2 separate regions of the Homo sapiens genome follow, and region 1 is linked to region 2. A link is an interaction called in ENCODE POLR2A ChIA-PET data of the cell type or tissue named here. Cell type or tissue: A673. All regions are shown on one strand. Links, peaks and the distances in the headings refer to the core of each region. The heading gives the core; the rest is flanking DNA. Region 1 overlaps KCTD2 (potassium channel tetramerization domain containing 2). Region 2 overlaps NHERF1 (NHERF family PDZ scaffold protein 1).

Evidence for each region. Peaks named below come from ENCODE experiments on the same cell type or tissue, not always from the same donor. Only the 100,000 strongest peaks of a DNase experiment are listed, where the experiment ranks them.
Region 1: POLR2A ChIA-PET joins it to region 2 with 10 read pairs; 5 of 35 experiments call an interaction of 5 or more read pairs at or near these places.

What each region holds. Positions count from the first base shown.
Region 1 is chr17:75,064,387-75,072,705 of GRCh38, forward strand. KCTD2 (potassium channel tetramerization domain containing 2) reads left to right here. Exons shown (of 6, transcript NM_015353.3): 6 at 1-1,500. Among named protein-coding and RNA genes, the nearest start is that of SLC16A5, 19 kb to the right of the region's middle. RefSeq lists an enhancer at 3,446-3,515. In A673, for the core only: a CTCF peak has its summit at 5,594; no DNase peak of the experiment used is centred there.
Region 2 is chr17:74,757,119-74,765,437 of GRCh38, forward strand. NHERF1 (NHERF family PDZ scaffold protein 1) reads left to right here. Exons shown (of 6, transcript NM_004252.5): 2 at 4,894-5,055; 3 at 6,249-6,402. Among named protein-coding and RNA genes, the nearest start is that of SLC9A3R1-AS1, 11 kb to the left of the region's middle. RefSeq lists enhancers at 228-974, 975-1,722, 1,723-2,469, 2,470-3,217, 5,870-6,621. In A673, for the core only: no CTCF peak of the experiment used is centred there; DNase peaks (open chromatin) are centred at 1,853 and 3,533; H3K4me3 peaks cover 322 bases; H3K27ac peaks cover 4,029 bases.

The DNA.
Region 1 (8,319 bases), core at 299-8,298, 310 kb after region 2:
ACTTCTCCTTCTATGAAAGCCTCCTCGAGCCAGGTGCTCCTGGGCACCTTCAGAAGTGATGTCCTGTGTGCTCCACAGCTCACCTGCTTGCCAAGGTACGTCTGGGTAGTAGTTTCTGGAAATGACTGCAGACTGTGCCAAATGTCTTTTGAGCTTCTGACCTGACCATGCCCAGATGGCATAACTTTTCCCTAGGACCCTCAGTCTCCTTGTTTCTCTGTATCTGTAGCATAGCATAGAACCCGGTATACAGGGGTTTCTGCTGACACATCAACGTCTACACACCTATGCGCCACATTTTACAGCTGTAAAGTGTTAGATGAACTGCCGTCCTCAGTAAAAGCAGCCACCCCTTCAAGAGTCACAGGCATCCATCCAGTCGTATCTTTCAGAGAAAAAAAAAGTTAGATGTAGCCAAGGAAAGTAGTGATCACGGGAAGGACTGCTCTGAGCCGGGTAGGATGGAGGACTTTGGAAGAGGCGCTCCTTGGCCAGGTCCAATGAGTAACATCAGACTGACAGAGGAAAAGCAGCTTGGTTTGCGGCCTTGTGCCCAGTCTCGTTGAGGCGCTTGTCCCTGTCTGCTTTCCTGGGGCATGCCTGATCAGCGTGGGCTGGAGCTCCTAGACCAACCCCAGCTTTCTCACCAGGTTCAGCAAGGAGGCCTGGGGGTCAGACACCAATGTTGAGCACCTCCTGAGGGCGCCGTTTCCTTCATTCCTCTTAGATTCCATAGTTGCCGCCATGAAAAGACTGCTCTTGAGCCCCAAGGCACAGGCACGTGCTCTGGGAAATAGACAGGAGTGGTATTTCCGCCCTCTCGGAGGGCTGGTGTTCACCAAGTTTCCCTCCTCGCTGCAACCCAATGACACCTGTATTGTTCCAGCGCTCCAGGACTCTGGGTTCTTAAGATTTCTGGGAGCGTTGTTCACCCACCCCCTTTAGGAACCAGGCTGGTGTTCTTGCTTGAAAGCGTTGTGCCCTCTGAGTGTCTGGCTGATCACATCAGAGAGGTCTGCGTGGCAGTTTGGGGCTGTCACGTGACCAGTGACCCACACTCTCTGCTGCCCAGTACTGCCAAGTGGGGAGGGTCCTGCCTTTTTCTCTGCCCCAGGTCTGGGACGCAGGTGATGCCAGCCAGGCCCAGGAGTGCCCAGCATCCCCCAACTGATGACACAGTAGCACTGATTCTGTCTTTTCCTCAGAATCTGGCCTTTTTCCATGGCAATGAGGTGGGGCCCAGCCTCCTCTAAAGTGACTTTGTTTCTGCACAGTTGTAACTGCTCTTGGGGATGTCAGTGAGGCTGGGAGCAGGGAGCCACGGGATGCTGAGAGAGGAGGCCCGAGAGGACACCCCACCCTCCAGCGTGGCCTTTGATCCAGACTTAGGGACGAGGCTGTCACTGGTGGGCACCCTCTGTTCCTGTTTGTGTGTTTGAATAGTCTGAAATGCTGTGACTTTTTTTGTGTGAATAAAGATATGAAACTTCTGAATCTCAAGAACTGTGGTGTGTTTTCCATTACTGCAGTCTCCTGGTTCCCACTGTCACTTCCTGTCGATGGTTCTCACATGGGTTTCAGGAGATGACTTAACTACCTTTCCTACCAGGACAGCTGACTAAGTCCTTTTCTCCTGCTACTGAAACCACCAAAGGGGGTGTTGGGCCTTCTCCCTCCTCCCTTTCATTTTACTGAATCTGAAAAGACCCAGAGAATGCAGAGAAACAGAAGGTGGGACGGATGGGCTGCCCACCAGAGAGCTGGAAAGAGACAAGGGGAGGAGTGTGAGATTTTTTTTTTTTTTTTTTTTCCCCGAGATGGAGTCTCGCTCTGTCACCCAGGCTAGAGTGTAGTGGTGCAATCTCGGCTCACTGCAACCTCTGCCTCCCATGTTCAAGCAATTCTCCCTCGGCTTCCTGAGTAGCTGGGATTACAGGCGCCTGCCTGCGCGCCTGGCTAATTTTTGTATTTTTAGTAGAGACAGTATTTTGCTGTGTTGGCCAGGCTGGTCTCGAACTCCGACCTCAGGTGATCCTCCCGCCTCAGCCCCCCAAAGTGCTGGGGTTACAGGCATGAGCCACCATCCCCGGCCGTGAGATGGTTTTTAAGGGACAAGTCTTTCTGGAAGAGAGTGAGTGACTAGGTACAAGGAAGAGGATGAGTGAGGAACGTTTGGTGACAACCAACAAACAAGTATTGATCACTTCAGCATCAGGCGGGGCATGGGAAACTCAGAAGGTGTTAGTCCCTTCCAGACAGCACTTTCAGGTAGGGAGACAAAATGGACTCATACAGCTTAGTGAACAGGATGCGTGGGTGCATCCGTCAGGGTCCAATTGAGACCACAGCAGTTGTTAACTGGTAGTGGAGAAAGGAAAGGGCAGGAGTGGACACTGAGGCATCACAATGTAGGGATTGCAGGGTGCAGTCCTCACTCCTGGGACCTGAGAACAGTGGGAAGACATTGGGATTATTAAAGTGGAGATTTGGCCGGGCGCGGTGGCTCACACCTGTAATCTCAGCTCTTTGGGAGGCCAAGGCAGGCGGATCACCTGAGGTCAGGAGTTCGAAACCAGCCTGACTAACGTGGAGAAACCCCATCTCTACTAAAAAATACAAAATTAGCCGGACCAGCTACTCGGGAGGCTGAGGCAGGAGAATCACTTGAACCTGAGAGGTGGAGGTTGTGGTGAGCCGAGAGCACGCCATTGCACTCCAGCCTGGGCAACAAGAGCAAAACTCCGCCTCAAAAAAATAAAAGGGCTGGGCGCAGTGGCTCACGCCTGTAATCCCAGCACTTTGGGACGCCGAGGCGAGCGGATCACGAGGTCAGGAGATCTAGACTATCCTGGCCAACATGGTGAAACCCCGTCTCTACTAAAAATATAAAAATTAGCTGGGCATGGTGGCAGGTGCCTGTAATCCCAGCTACTCTACTCGGGAGGCTGAGGCAGGAGAATGGCTTGAACCCGGGAGGCAGAGGTTGCAATGAGCAGAGATCACGCCACTGCACTCCAACCTGGTGACAGAGCGAGACTCAGTCTCAAAAAAAAAAAAAAAAAAAAAAGATTCACCTGCACTTTGGGAGGCCCAAGCTGGGAGGATTGCTTGAGCCCAGGAGTGTGAGATCAGCCTGGGCATCGTGGTGAGACTCTGTCTCTATGTAAAATTAAATCTAAAAATAAAATAAGGCCAAGTGTGGTGGCTCACACCTGTAATCCCAGCACTTTGGGAGGCCGAGGCAGGCAGATCACTTGAAGTCAGATGTTTGAGACCAGCCTGGCCAACATGGTGAAACCCTGTTTCTACTAAAAATACAAAAATTAGCCGGGCATGGTGGCACATGCTTGTAATCCCAGCTACTTGGGTGGCTGAGGCACGAGAATTGCTTGAACCCGGGAGGTGGAGGTTGCAGTGGGCTGAGATCACACCACTGCACTCCAACCTGGGTGACAGAGATTGTGTCTCAAAATAAAATGGAGATTCAAGAGGAGGGGACCAATGGAGAAGGACGTGCTGGCCAGTGGCAGCTGCTGCCTCTCAGAGGGTAGAGAAACCACCAAGAAACCAGCACCACTCCTGGAATCAGCTATGCCAGCACACAGCAGTGTTCTGTGGTTTGGCTCACAACAGGAAATACATCGTCCCTCCTTTTTTTCTCTCGTCTTGCAGTCTCCCTCAGCCTGTCCTACCAGGTTGAGCTAGGAGGGGGAAAATGTGGCTCGGAGCAGAGTTCAGAGGGTGGGTTTGGGGCTGAGAGACAACAATGTGGTGACTGGCTCAGTCCACCTGTTTGGTTCCCCTCACATGTACATGCTTCTGCACATACTTGAACTTGCATAGGATGGTGAAAAATGCTGGGTGTGGTGGCTCATGCCTATAATCCCAGCACTTTGGGAGGCCAAGGCAGGTGGATCACTTGAGGTCAGGAGTTTGAGACCAGCCTGGCCAACATGATGAAACCCCGTCTCTACTAAAAATACAAAGAATTAGGCTGGGCGCGGTGGCTCACGCCTGTAATCCCAGCACTTTGGGAGGCCAAGGCGGGTGGATCACGAGGTCAGGAGATGGAGACCATCCTGGCTAACACGGTGAAACCCTGTCTCTACTAAAAATACAAAAAATTAGCTGGGCGTAGTGGTGGGCACCTGTAGTCCCAGCTACTCGGGAGGCTGAGGCAGGGGAATGGCGTGAACTCGGGAGGTGGAGCTTGCAGTGAGCCAAGATCGCGCCACTGCACTCCAGCCTGGGCGACAGAGCGAGACTCCGTCTCAAAAAAAAAAAAAAAAAAAAATTAGCTATGCGTGGTGGCGGGTGCCTGTAATCCCAGGTACTCTGGAGGCTGAGGCAGGAAAATCGCTTGAACTCAGGAGACAGAGGTTGCAGTAAGCCGAGATCATGCCATTGCGCTCCATCCTGGGCAACAAGAGCGAAACTCCGACTCGGAAAAAAAGAAAAAAAAACGTGGTGAAAAAACAACTTCATGCCTCCATGGAACAAGATACAACTACCCTTCTACAAGCAAAAATAATCTCTCCTTCCCTCCAAAATAAACACGAAGTGCCAAGTCATTGTATCCCTGTCTCAGAGACAGTCACTATTTCTGAGCTATGTTAATTGCTCCTAATTGCCAGGCTCACACCTGGAATCCCAGTACTTTGGGAAGCTGAAGTGGGAGGACTGCTTGAGGCCAGGAGTTCAAGACCAGGATGGGCAACATAGGCCCCATCTATAAAATTTTTTTTTTAATTAGCCAGGCGTGGTGACACATGCCTGTAGTTCCAGCTACTCAGGAGGCTGAGGTGGGAGGATCACTTGAGCCAAGGATTTCAAAGCTGCAGTGAGCTGTGCCCTCTAGCCTGAGAGACAGAGTGAGACACTGTCTCTCTTTTTTTTTTTTTGAGACGGAGTTTCACTCTTGTTGCCCAGGCTGGAGTGCAATGGTATCATCTAGGCTCACTGCAACCTCCGCCTCCCAGGTTCAAGCGATTCTCCTGCCTCAGCCTCCCGAGTAGCTGGGATTACAGGCGTGTGCCACCACATCCAGCTAATTTTTGTATTTTTAGTAGAGACAATGTTTTACCATGTTGGCCAGGATGGTTTGATCTCCTGACCTCGTGATCCACCCGGCTCGGCCTCCCAAAGTGCTGGGATTACAGGCGTGAGCCACTATGCCCAGCCAGAACCTGTCTCTTAAAAAAAAAAAAAAAAATTGGCCAGTTACCATGGCCCACACCTGTAATCCCAGCACTTTGGGAGGCTGAGGTGAGAGGATTGCTTGAGGCCAGGAGTTCAAGACCATCTTGGGCAACATAGCAAGACCTGTCTCTACAAAAGAAAAAAATTTTTGTTAATTACTCCTAATTCGGTTGGTGTAATACACAACACCTAGTTGGTGACGGGCAGCTCAGGCCACAGGGTCACTTGATGTCCCATGAACTAGGTGTTCCATCTCGGTCAGGGCCCAGTGAAATAGTTACTTGCAAAAGAGGACATGGACCTGCCCAGAACCCTGGAGTTCTGCATGGCCACAGTCCAGTTGGGACTTGCAGGAGGCTCTGATACAGCATCTGTACTGGCAGGAGATAATTTCAGTATCACTGGATCTCCCCAGCCATAAAGCCCAGGTGGCAGCACAGAGCTAAATTTTTAATAAGAGTCATACCACACAGAAAGATTTTCATCAGTAAAGCTTTCCCCTGGAGTAAACTGTTACTCCATGAAGCCAGATTAATTCCTTGATCAATTTTCTATACAGGGCAATTAAATTGCTTCTAAGTTTTATATTTTCATTTTAATTTTTACTTAAATACTTTCATTAAGATCATGGTTTTCCTAGAATCTTTCTGAACTTACTCTGATTCAGAGGACTGCCCAATTAAAAAAAAAAAAAGACTGGGGCCGGGCGTGGTGGCTCACGCCTGTAATCCCAGCACTTTGGGAAGGCAAGGTGGGCAGATCACCTGAGGTCAGGAGTTCGAGACAAGCCCAGCCAATATGGTGAAACCCCGTCTCTACTAAAATACAAAAATGAGCCAGGCATGGCGGCAGGTGCCTGTAATTCCAGCTACTCAGGAGGCAGAGGCAGGAGAATCACTTGAACCCGGGAGGTGGAGGTTGTAGTGAGCCAAGATCACGCCACTGCACTCCAACCTGGGCAACAGAGTGAGACTCTGTCTCAAAAACAAATAAATAAATAAAAATAAAATATCGGCCAGATGTGGTAGCTCATTTGTGTAATCCCAGCCCTTTGGGAGGCCGGGGCAGGTGGATCGTATTCGAGGCTGCAGGGAGCTATGATTGTGCCACTGTACTCCAGCCTGGGCAACAGAGTGAGAAACCCTGTCTCAAAAAAAGAAAAAAATATATGCTTGGCCAGGAGAGGTGGCTCATACCTATAAACCCAGGTACTTGGGAGGCTGAGGTGAAAGGATTGCTTGAGCCTGGAAGGTCAAGGCTTGCTTGCTTGCTTGCTTGCTTGCCTGCCTGCCTGCCTGCCTGCCTTCCTTCTTTCTTTCTTTCGAGGCTGAGGTAAAAGGATTGCTTGAGCCTGGGTGGTTGAGGCCTTTCTTTCTTTCTTTCTTTCTTTCTTTCTTTCTTTCTTTCTTCTTTCTTCCTTCCTTTCTTTCTTTCTGTTTCTTTCTTTCTTTCTTTCTCTTTCTTTCTTTCTCTCTTTCTTTCTTTCCTTCTCTCTCTTTCTCTCTTTTTTTTTTGATGGAGTCTTGCTCTGTTGCCCAGGCTGGAGTGCAGTGGCACCATCTTGGCCCATTGCAACCTCCACCTCCAAGGTTCAAGCGATTCCCCTGCCTCAGCCTCCCGAGGTAGCTGGGATTACAAGCGCCCGCCACCACACCCGGCTAATTTTTGTATTTTTAGTAGAGACGGGTTTTTGCCATGTGGGCCAGGCTGGTCTCAAACTCCTGACCTTAGGTGATCCACCTGCCTCGGCTTCCCAAAGTGCTGGGATTACAGGCCTGAGCCACTGTGCCCAGCCGTGTGAGGGTATTTTCAACCGTCCGTCTGTCAGCTCTTAGGACACATTCCCAGAAGAATAGAAAGATAGTTTATGTAGAAATACATGTGAAGTGTCATTAGTGGAAAAAAAATTTTTTTAAACAAAGTATGTAACCATATTTAGCTGTATAAGAGAAATTTATTTGTGCACACAGTATAAAGTTAATTTTTCTTTTTTTTTGAGACAGAGTTTCACACTTGTTGCCCAGGCTGGAGTGCAATGGCACTATCTCGGCTCACTGCAACCTCCACATCCTGGGTTCAAGTGATTCTCCTGCCTCAGCCTCCTGAGTACCTTGGATACAGACATGTGCCACCATGCCTGCCTAATTTTGTATTTTTAGTAGAGACAGGGTTTCACCATGTTGGTCAGGCTGGTCTCGAACACCTAACCTCATGTGATCGCCCACCTTGGCCTCCCAACGTGCTGGGATTACAGGCCTGAGCCATCGCATCCAGCCTAAAGTTAATTTTTTCAAGGATTTAAATACATCTTTTGTAAGGTTTTTAAAATAAAGGCAGATTGAGTCAAGTTTATTGAAACTTTACATGGAGGGAAAGAATATGCTAATTTGACATTTTAGAGAAGTTTAAATGCAAGCGTTTGTTGTCCCAGCTTAGAGATTGGTGGGTGAGGTCTGTGTGTGTCATTTTCATGTTCCAAAACGGTGAGCTTTATCTTATGTTATTTTTGGTGGATGTTGACTTAGTTCATGAATGTTGTCACTTCTAAATGTGGACAGTTGGGCTGGAAGATAACACAGCCTCTTCCGGAGCCTAGTAATCCCTGCCAAGCCCCCATCAGTCATATTTCTAAATGAAGACATTATTTTGTTCACATTTCCTTGGAAGAAAATTAAGCAGCTATTAAAGTCATGGTCACCAGGGTCATGTTGTGGCATAAAAAGTACTAGTGAGTTAAATAAGGATTCAGAATTGTATGTATGAAACCTCTATCAACATATCAAAATCCAAGCGCATCACTTTAGGTTGTGTGACTCTCCCCCTTTCCTCCATTTTCCTTTCTTTTTTTTTTGAGATGGAGTTTCTCTCTTGTCGCCCAATCTGGAGTGTAATGGCACGACCTCAACTCATTGCAACCTCTGCCTCCTGGGTTCAAGCAATTCTCCTGCCTCAACTTCCCAAGTAGCTGGGATTACAGGCACCTGCCACTTCGCCCAGCTAATTTTTGTATTTTTTGTAGAGACGGGGTTTCACCATGTTGGCCAGGCTAATTTTGAACTCCTGACCTCAGGTGATCTGCCTGCCTCAGCCTCCCAAAGTGCTGGGATTACAGGCGTGAGC
Region 2 (8,319 bases), core at 137-8,136:
CCTCTTGCCCCCGTGGGTCTCCATGGCTGGCACAGGGAGAAGAGGTTACTAGCCAGAAGGAGAACCTGTTTCAGACCTCTGAGTCCTGGGGGTGTCTGTCAGACCAGCAGACCTCACTTTAGTTTGTGTCTCCCTCCTGGTTCCCACCCTACCAGACTCCAGGGAAAGCTCTTCCCACTGAGAAATAGGAAGGAAGAGATCAAGGGCTAGGAGCAGTGAGTGACTTTTTTTAAAATGGACACATCCAACATTCCCCTGCCGCCCGCACAGACCTGGAGGGATGTGGAGGGTGGAAGGGGGTCCCATAGAGTAAAATGAGGTGACATCAGGGCCACTACGCAGGGGGCCAGTGACAGCCAAGCCCCCTGTACCTCACCTAGGGTAAGGAGAAGACACCTTCTGCCTAGAGGTGTGGACACTGGCTGAGTGCCTGGAGCCCCTGGTCACTTCCCAGTGCCCCCAGGCTGCCCGTCACACAGCACTCCAGGCAGGGCCAGCTGTCTCCATCCTGGCTTCCTTGAAGAGCTGGCACCAGGCCCAGCCCTGTCTCCAGAATCTGGGGAACAAACTGAGCTGTCTCCCAGAGCAAATATGGCTCTTACACCCAACATACTCCTGACACACACACCCCAGCCCCTGAGAACAGCCAGGGTTCCTTCCTGCCCCCGCCGTCCTGCCCCCTTCCATCCTCTTGTTGGGGCTGATTTTCCTGTATTGGGCATGGGGCACTGGTCTTCTTTGCATAAACAAGAGCCCTGGGCTGGGGGAGGGGCAGTCTTGAGAGGTGGGGTTACCTCTGTTGTTCCCCTGGACACCCAAGTGGTCTTCCTACTCCTCCAGCCCCTTTCCTCTGGGGTCCTGAGCTAGCTGGCTCGAAGGAAGCGGGCTGGGCTGTTTCTGTAGGGCCCATCACCATGGCATCAGCCAGGGAGGGGCTGGGCCCAATGGGGCGTTGGCCCCCAGGCTCCCACAGCCTTCCCTGAAGGGAGGAAGGAGGAGCAGGGAGCGGCCCTGGGCCTGTTCCCCAGAGACGGTCACTGGGATTAGGGTATCGACTTTCCCCAGCTTTCCAGGTGACTGCTGGTGGCGCCTATTGAATTCCGTGCCCGCCATCCGCTCCCTGGACTGCGTGGGTGGAGGTGATGGGGCGGCCACTTAGGGCGCGGTGAAGCTCCCTGGGGGAAAGGACAGATGAAGGGAGGAAGCCTGAGGGTGGAGGAGGCCCCGGGAGAAGGGTGTGGGGGCAGCTCTCCGGGCAGGGTCTTTTCTGGAAAGCCAGCCAGCATTTTGTGAAAGTGAGAGTCTCCAGCCTGTCCAGCCCTGGGTCACCCCGGCCCAGCTGCGCTGCCCATCGGCTGCATGGCCTCATGTTCCCTCCTGTTGATTCTGGCTCTCTGCCAGTCTCCTCTCTGAGCAGATCCTGATTTTGTCTTGAACTTGGGTCTCCCAGGCTGTCGTCGTCACTGGAGGTCCCACTTTGCCCTCCGGAACTCACTGGGGCTATGTTCCTTTTGAGTCTCCTCCTCCCACCATGCTTCGGACCCCTCTGTAGCTGGCTCCTCCTAAGATCCTGGGGGCCACACACCAAGCCCAACATGCCTGGACGTCACTCCCATTTATCCCCTTTCCCCAGAGGCAGAACCCAGCCCTGCCCCAGCTTGGCGGTGAGGGTCCAAGAGCAATGGTGGCTGAGCTCGGCCAGGTACCCCACACCTCCCCATCTTCTCCTCTCAGTGCTGGGCCTGGAGACCACAGGCCAGGCCCCACAGATCCCCAGGGGGGCTGCCCCAAGGGACTCCCCTGCCAGCCCCAGCCTCCACCCAGGCTGGGATGGGCTGGCTTGATGGGCTGACTCAGCAACTGGCACTGACACCTCCTGGAGACAGCTGGGAGGCTCCTGCTAGGGAGGGGTGAGGAGGAACAAGGCTGGTCTCCCTTGAAGAGTGGGAACCCCCCTTCCCATGTGAGGGGAGGAAGTCTCTAGGGACTTGGGAAGGAGGCTCTGCAGGTGCATCGGAGCTGTCTAAATGCTGGTGGGGTCTACCGGGGGCTTCCCATCTCCTTGTCCAGCCACCCCCTCAGGTCCTGGAGCCGCCACAGAGCCACATCTAGACAGAACAGTGGAGCAGGTCCCAGTGCAGGGGAAGGAAACAGAGGGCACCTGAGCCCCTCAGGCTGGGTACCCTGTTTCCCCTTGAACTGCACGACTTGGTGCTGGCAGAGCGGAGCAAGGCTCAAAGCAGGCCCTGGAGCTTTGGCACCATATGTCACTAGGCGAGGGGCACTGGGCTGAAGATCAGTAAGGGAAGCCCACAGCACAGAGACCAGGGCCAGAGGATGGGCATCCCAAAGGCAGCTAGCACAGCCCTGCCCTGCCAGCCGGGGGGGGCGCCCAGAGCCACCTGCCCCCAGTCCAGCCATGCCCCTGCCCTGTCACCCACACCAGGCTTCATCCCCCAGCTCAGGCTGCAGCTCCAGCTGCGAGAGGCCCTGAGCGCCCGGAAGGAAGGCTGTGGTAGGTTGTGGTTTCTTCAGCTCCCAGCCTACCTCCAGCAGAGGCTGCAGCCGATGCCCTGGAGAGAGCCCCTGTCTGCCCTCTGCTGCCTGACTCCTGTTGGGTCCTCACCTCCCAATGGGTTGCCCCATTCTGGACTTGGATCCTTAAGGAGCACCCTGCAGTGTGGTGGAAGGAGGACAGGTTCCAAGTCAGAGACCAGGGTTGGAGTTCTGGCTGTGTGATGTCAGGCAGTGGGCTCCACATCTCTGAGCCTCAGTTTCCCCATCTCAAAAACAGCTGACAAGCCCCAGTCAGGTTGTTATGGGAAGGTTTTTGGGAGCGCAGGGACGGTGGAGGGAGGTTGGAGGAGGTCACTAGAGCTGCCCCCTGCCTGTCCTGAGATTTCACCCTCCCCACTTTCTCAGGGTGTCTGGCTGAAGCAGAAAGCTGCGCCTGTCCTGGTGACGGCGACTGGTCAGACTTGTTTCTGCTCACCTAGGCGGCCCGGGGGAGGGCCTGGCTGGGAGCTTTGTGGAGGGATTAGCTCTAGGGGAGAAGAGCCTCACTTACTCCCGGAACAAGATCCCACAGGGCTGTGGGAGTGCCGGGGGGTGAGCCTGGGGCAGGTGACAGCCGAACTAGCTGGGAGTGGGCCCTGCAGTGAGGCAGGGGGTGGGCCAGGGAGAACAAGGCAAGAGGAGCTTCATTCAGGGTTCCTGAGCCTTTGTGAGCCACTCACGTTTTTACCACTCACTTAACCGTCTTTGTTGTTGGGGTGAGGGGTCCTCGAGCCTGGATTTGGGTATGAAAACCCAGGCAAGAAAGACCTGCCCAAGCCTTTAAAGGAATGCAAAGTCATCCTCTAGCCACCCCCAGAGATCGAAAGGCTGGGGATTGAGTCTCCTGCAGATGGTGGCGGCCTCCTGGGGCTGGCAAGTTGGGACAGAGGCCCATAAGCCCTCCTGGGCGCGCCTTCCCACCCCTCTCGGCCCTCTCCACTCCCAGCTGGGGATTTGGGTTTCAGAGCAGCCTGGCACACACACCCCCACCCCACCAGAATCTCACTCCCAGCTTCCTATGACTATTCATTAGTATTCACAACAATGGGAAAGTCTGGGTGTGCACAGGGATTTTTTACAGTTAGAAAGTGTTTAAGTCAATGACCTCACTGGGCCTCAGCAACCCTGGGAGGCAGATGGCAGTCAGAATGATCCATAAATGACCTGCCCCAGGTCACACAGCTCCTAAACAGGGGAGCTGGAACCTGGCTGGGAGCCTTGACTATCCACTGCTCATTGTCTGATGTGCTGAGTGATAACACAGGGCCAGCAGGCTGGACAGCAGCCAGTGGCCCTGCACCAGGCCTGGAGGAGGGGGAGAGGGACAGGGACTCAGGCGTAGTCCTTGGGCACAGGCTTCGGCTGCCTACACCCATATTCCCTCCATCATACTGTGTGTCCAGGCCTGCAGCTTCTAAGCTGAGCTGCTTACTTTGGACCAAGCATGTTGGAAACTGTTTTCAGCTGAGTCCAAGCACTCGAAATCTGCGTGTGCCCTTTTAGTAGGTCACACCCTCCAGGCCACAGCCACACTGGGCTCCCTTTAGCCCAGCCCTGCTTTTCCCAGTCCCCTCCCCATTCAGGCTCCTCTGTTTCTGGGGTCTCTGTGCTTCCGTTGCCACCTCTGCCCTTGGGCAGCGGTGTCGGGGGAGGAGGTCCTGGAACGCCTGAGGATGGCCCCGTCTTGTCCAGGTCCCCTTGCTGTGCTGAACAATAAGTTTTTGGTTATCTGCTCCTTCTGGCTCCCTTTTGGCTGGGCCATTCGGCTTGGTGGGGGTGAGAGAGAGTTCGAGTATATGGAGGAAGGCTTTACTGTAAACACACTGACCAGCTTTCAGTAAACACCTGCCTCTTCCTCCCCTGCTGCAGAGAACGGGGTACAAAGGGGCTGGGGGTCCTCAGTCATATGCCCCAGGTCCCCAGCCAGGCTGACGGGTGCCACACTCTGCCCCCTCTCCAGGAGGGCCAGACTGAGCCACCAATGGGGAGGGATAGAGGCCCGATCAACACAGCATGTGATTCACCTTAGACTGTCAGAAGGGACAGGCATGTGAGAGCTAACCTGGTCCTACCCCTCATTTGGCAGAAGAGGAAACTGAGGCTTGGACAGAGCAGTGTTTTATCCACATCACCTAAGCAGTTAGCTGCGGTGCTGGGTATCCACACAAGTCTTTTGAGTCCTGGGCCAGAACCCTCTCAAATTGCTGTGTAGGGATCTAGGCAAATTTGCATCCTCCCAAACCTTCCTTGGTTGGGGAGATGGGGACAGGCAGAGGACAGGGAAGGCAGAACCTGGGGCACTGTGGAATAGCCATGGACCCTCCCCTGTCCCTGCAGCGCGAGCTTCGGCCTCGGCTCTGTACCATGAAGAAGGGCCCCAGTGGCTATGGCTTCAACCTGCACAGCGACAAGTCCAAGCCAGGCCAGTTCATCCGGTCAGTGGACCCAGACTCCCCGGCTGAGGCTTCAGGGCTCCGGGCCCAGGATCGCATTGTGGAGGTGATGCTTCTCGCTCTCTTCCTATCTGACTGCCCCCACCCCCTGCAGATCAGCAGCACCTGGGGCAGCCATCATACCATCATGGGCTTGATTAGCCCACGGGCATAGCCAACCTGGAGCTGCTGGATGGATGGGTGGATGGGAGGGAGGGAGGGAAGGGTGGTGGATGGATAGACGGAAGGACAGATGGACTGACTGATGGACTCTTCTCTTACCTCCACTCCCCTGGACTCCTCCTTGCCAAGCAGATACAGTGGGCAGCCTGTGATTCACCCATCGATCAGGGAGATGTCTGGGGCCATCTCCAGAGCTTCCCTGCTGCCAGGCACACAGAGTGGGGTGGCAGTAACAAAACCCCTCTCCTGAGTTAGGCCTTTATTTATTTAGTTTTTTTTTTTTTAAATGGAGTCTCGCTTTGTTGCCCAGGCTGGGGGAGTGCAGTGGCACAATCCCAGCTCACTGCAACCTCCGCCTCCTGGGTTCAAGCGATTCTCCTGCCTCAGCCTCCTGAGTAGCTGGGATTACAGGTGCCCACCACCACGCCTGGCTAATGTTTGCATTTTTAGTAGAGACAGGATTTCACCATGTTGGCCAGGCTGGTCTCAAACTCCTGACCTCAAGTGATCTGCCCGCCTCGGCCTCCCAAAGTGCTGGGATTCCAGGCGTGAGCCACCTCACCCGGCCCCGAGTTAGGCTTTTAGACTCGTGCATTCAGGGCTCTGGTGCTGTGCTCCTGGGAGAGGAAACGTGAACCAAATGCTCAGGCAGGTCCCAGAATCACAGTCTTAGAACCTTAGAGCTAGAGATCAGCTCTCCCAAGACTTCTCATTTTACACGTGAGAAAACCAAGGCCCAGAGAAGGAAGTCGGACAGCAAGTCCTTACCCAGGCTGGGCCCCACCCCGGCCTCCCAGCTCGCTCCCATCCCATCTCTCCCAGCTGTGTTTGTTTAGTCTCGTCTGGATATTTTCGTTGGCCCTTCCCATGTATCCTGCCTCCCCAGCTGACTGTCAATGGGAGGACCCCCAGCCTAGTTCAGGACTCTGCAGAAATGGCGGGGGTCAGTATCCCCAGGTTGTGAACTGCAAACTGGCTGAGAACCAAGGTGGTCACCCCTGCCCCCAACCCCCCTCCACTTACCTGCCCCAGAACCAAGGCCTGTGTCCGTAACGCCTCCCCGACCCTGCCCTGCAGGTGAACGGGGTCTGCATGGAGGGGAAGCAGCATGGGGACGTGGTGTCCGCCATCAGGGCTGGCGGGGACGAGACCAAGCTGCTGGTGGTGGACAGGGAAACTGACGAGTTCTTCAAGAAATGCAGAGTGATCCCATCTCAGGAGCACCTGAATGGTAAGCCAGGTGGGGCCACTGGCCGTCCTGGGGCTGGAGCCCCCCAAGTCAGGGATGTGAGCCAGGGCTAAGACTGCTGGGTCCCAGGCGAGGGGTGGGCAGCTTCCCGGCATGGGTGCTCCCTCCTCCTCCTTCATGGGAGGCCCAGAGGTGTGGGCTGGGGGAGCGGGGGCCTAGTGTAGGGAGTGGCAGTGGGTTTCTGAGGACGGCTTGTGATGGGGTCAGCTGGCATGAGGTCGGTGAGAGAGATGGACAGATCTTCTTATTCCCGGCCAAAGCTGCAGCCCCAAAGGAGGCCCAAGCCCCCAGTCCTGTCCCCACCAGCAGACTTTCAGGGCAGTGTCAATGTGAGGAAAGGGTTAACTCCGGGGAGGCCTCCAGCCTTTGCTTGGTCAGATCAGAGTCCAGTGACGGGGGCCGGTGCCTCCCCCTCCCTCCTCTCAGGTTGTCTTGGAAACTCAGCCTTGCTGGCTCTAGAGAGTAGTGGGTCCCCCTTCAATCCCTGGGCCCCTGCCCTCCCCATCCCCCACCATCACCCTGCCAAGCCTGGCGCCTCCCCCTGCCCAGGCCCGAGCCAAACAGGGCAGGGCTGCTGCACCGGGGCAGGGAGGGGTTAAGCATGCTCTGCTCCTTGGTCTGGACTTTCTCCCTGGGAAGATGGCTCCCTGGAGCGGGCAGGGGTGCTCACTGGGCCATACTGAGGGTGGAACCTCTTGGGACTTTGCAGTGGGTGGGGCCTCCTGGAGACTCAAGGTTGTATGTGTAAAAGGAGATTCACACAAAGGTCCTGCGACTCCCATCGCCAGCTGCAAGGGCCCACTGGGGAGGCCCTGTCCCCTTCTGGCGCAATCCAAGGCCTGAGGCTCCTAGAAGAGGGGATGGCCCCTGGAAGTCCCTAGCTGGCTCTGGGCATGGGAGGTGGGGTACCGCCTTACCCTTATCTCCCAAGTTCATGGAAACCAGGTAACTCAGATAATCCCCTTCTCCACTGAGGGGGAGACTAAGGCCCAGAGAAGCCCCAGCCTTCCTCCTAGGGATCTGATACGAGGAAGACACAGCTGGAATCTGGATTCCACTCAGCTCCTGGGATACTGTCCCCTGCTTCCCCCACCCCTTCACCCTGCAGGTAATTGGCCCCCTCAGACATTCCTCCCTCTTCTGCCTGTCTCTCGGGCTAGAGGGGCTGCAGCCTCTGGCCAAAGGACCTGAAGAGGGAGAGGCCTGGGGACAGTCCCCTCCCCGCAGTCCCTCCAGGATGGCATCCTCACCCTTTCCATAGGGAGGAATGCCCCCCTCTCCGGCTGCCAGGGTTTCACCCTGACCACTGTGAGCTGATGGGGAGGGGACAGTGAGTGACCCTGTGTCCCAGCAGCCTGTCCTTGCCCGGGGAAGGCTGTGGGTGTCAAAAGGGAGGAGAAGATGAGAGTCAGGTATCTCTGGCTGTGTCCTGGACTGGGGACAGGGAAAAGATAACCAGGAATTTTAAGCTAAGAGTTCAGAAGAAGCCCTACACTGACCAGTCCCTGGAGATGGAACAGCCACCCCTGAAGCCATGTGGGACCCCTACCCTGAGTGAGCCCAGTGAAGGTGACCCCAGACCTGTCTTCTCTCCCTCTGACCCCTCCAGGTTTCCCACTGGCTGGGGGAGGGGATACCCAGGACACACCCCTTGAGCCTTCTCGTCCCCCCTCATTTCCTGATTGGCAAATAGGAGTTGGGATTATTTTCTCTTTTTTTCTTTTTCTTTTTCTTTTTTTTGAGATGGAGTCCTGCTCTGTCACCCAGGCTGGAGTGCAGTGGTGCGATCTCGGCTCACAGCAACATCTGCCCCTAGATTCAAGTGATTCTTCTGCCTCAGTCTCCTGAGTAGCCGGGACTACAGCCATGCGCCACCACGCCCAGCAAATTTTTATATTT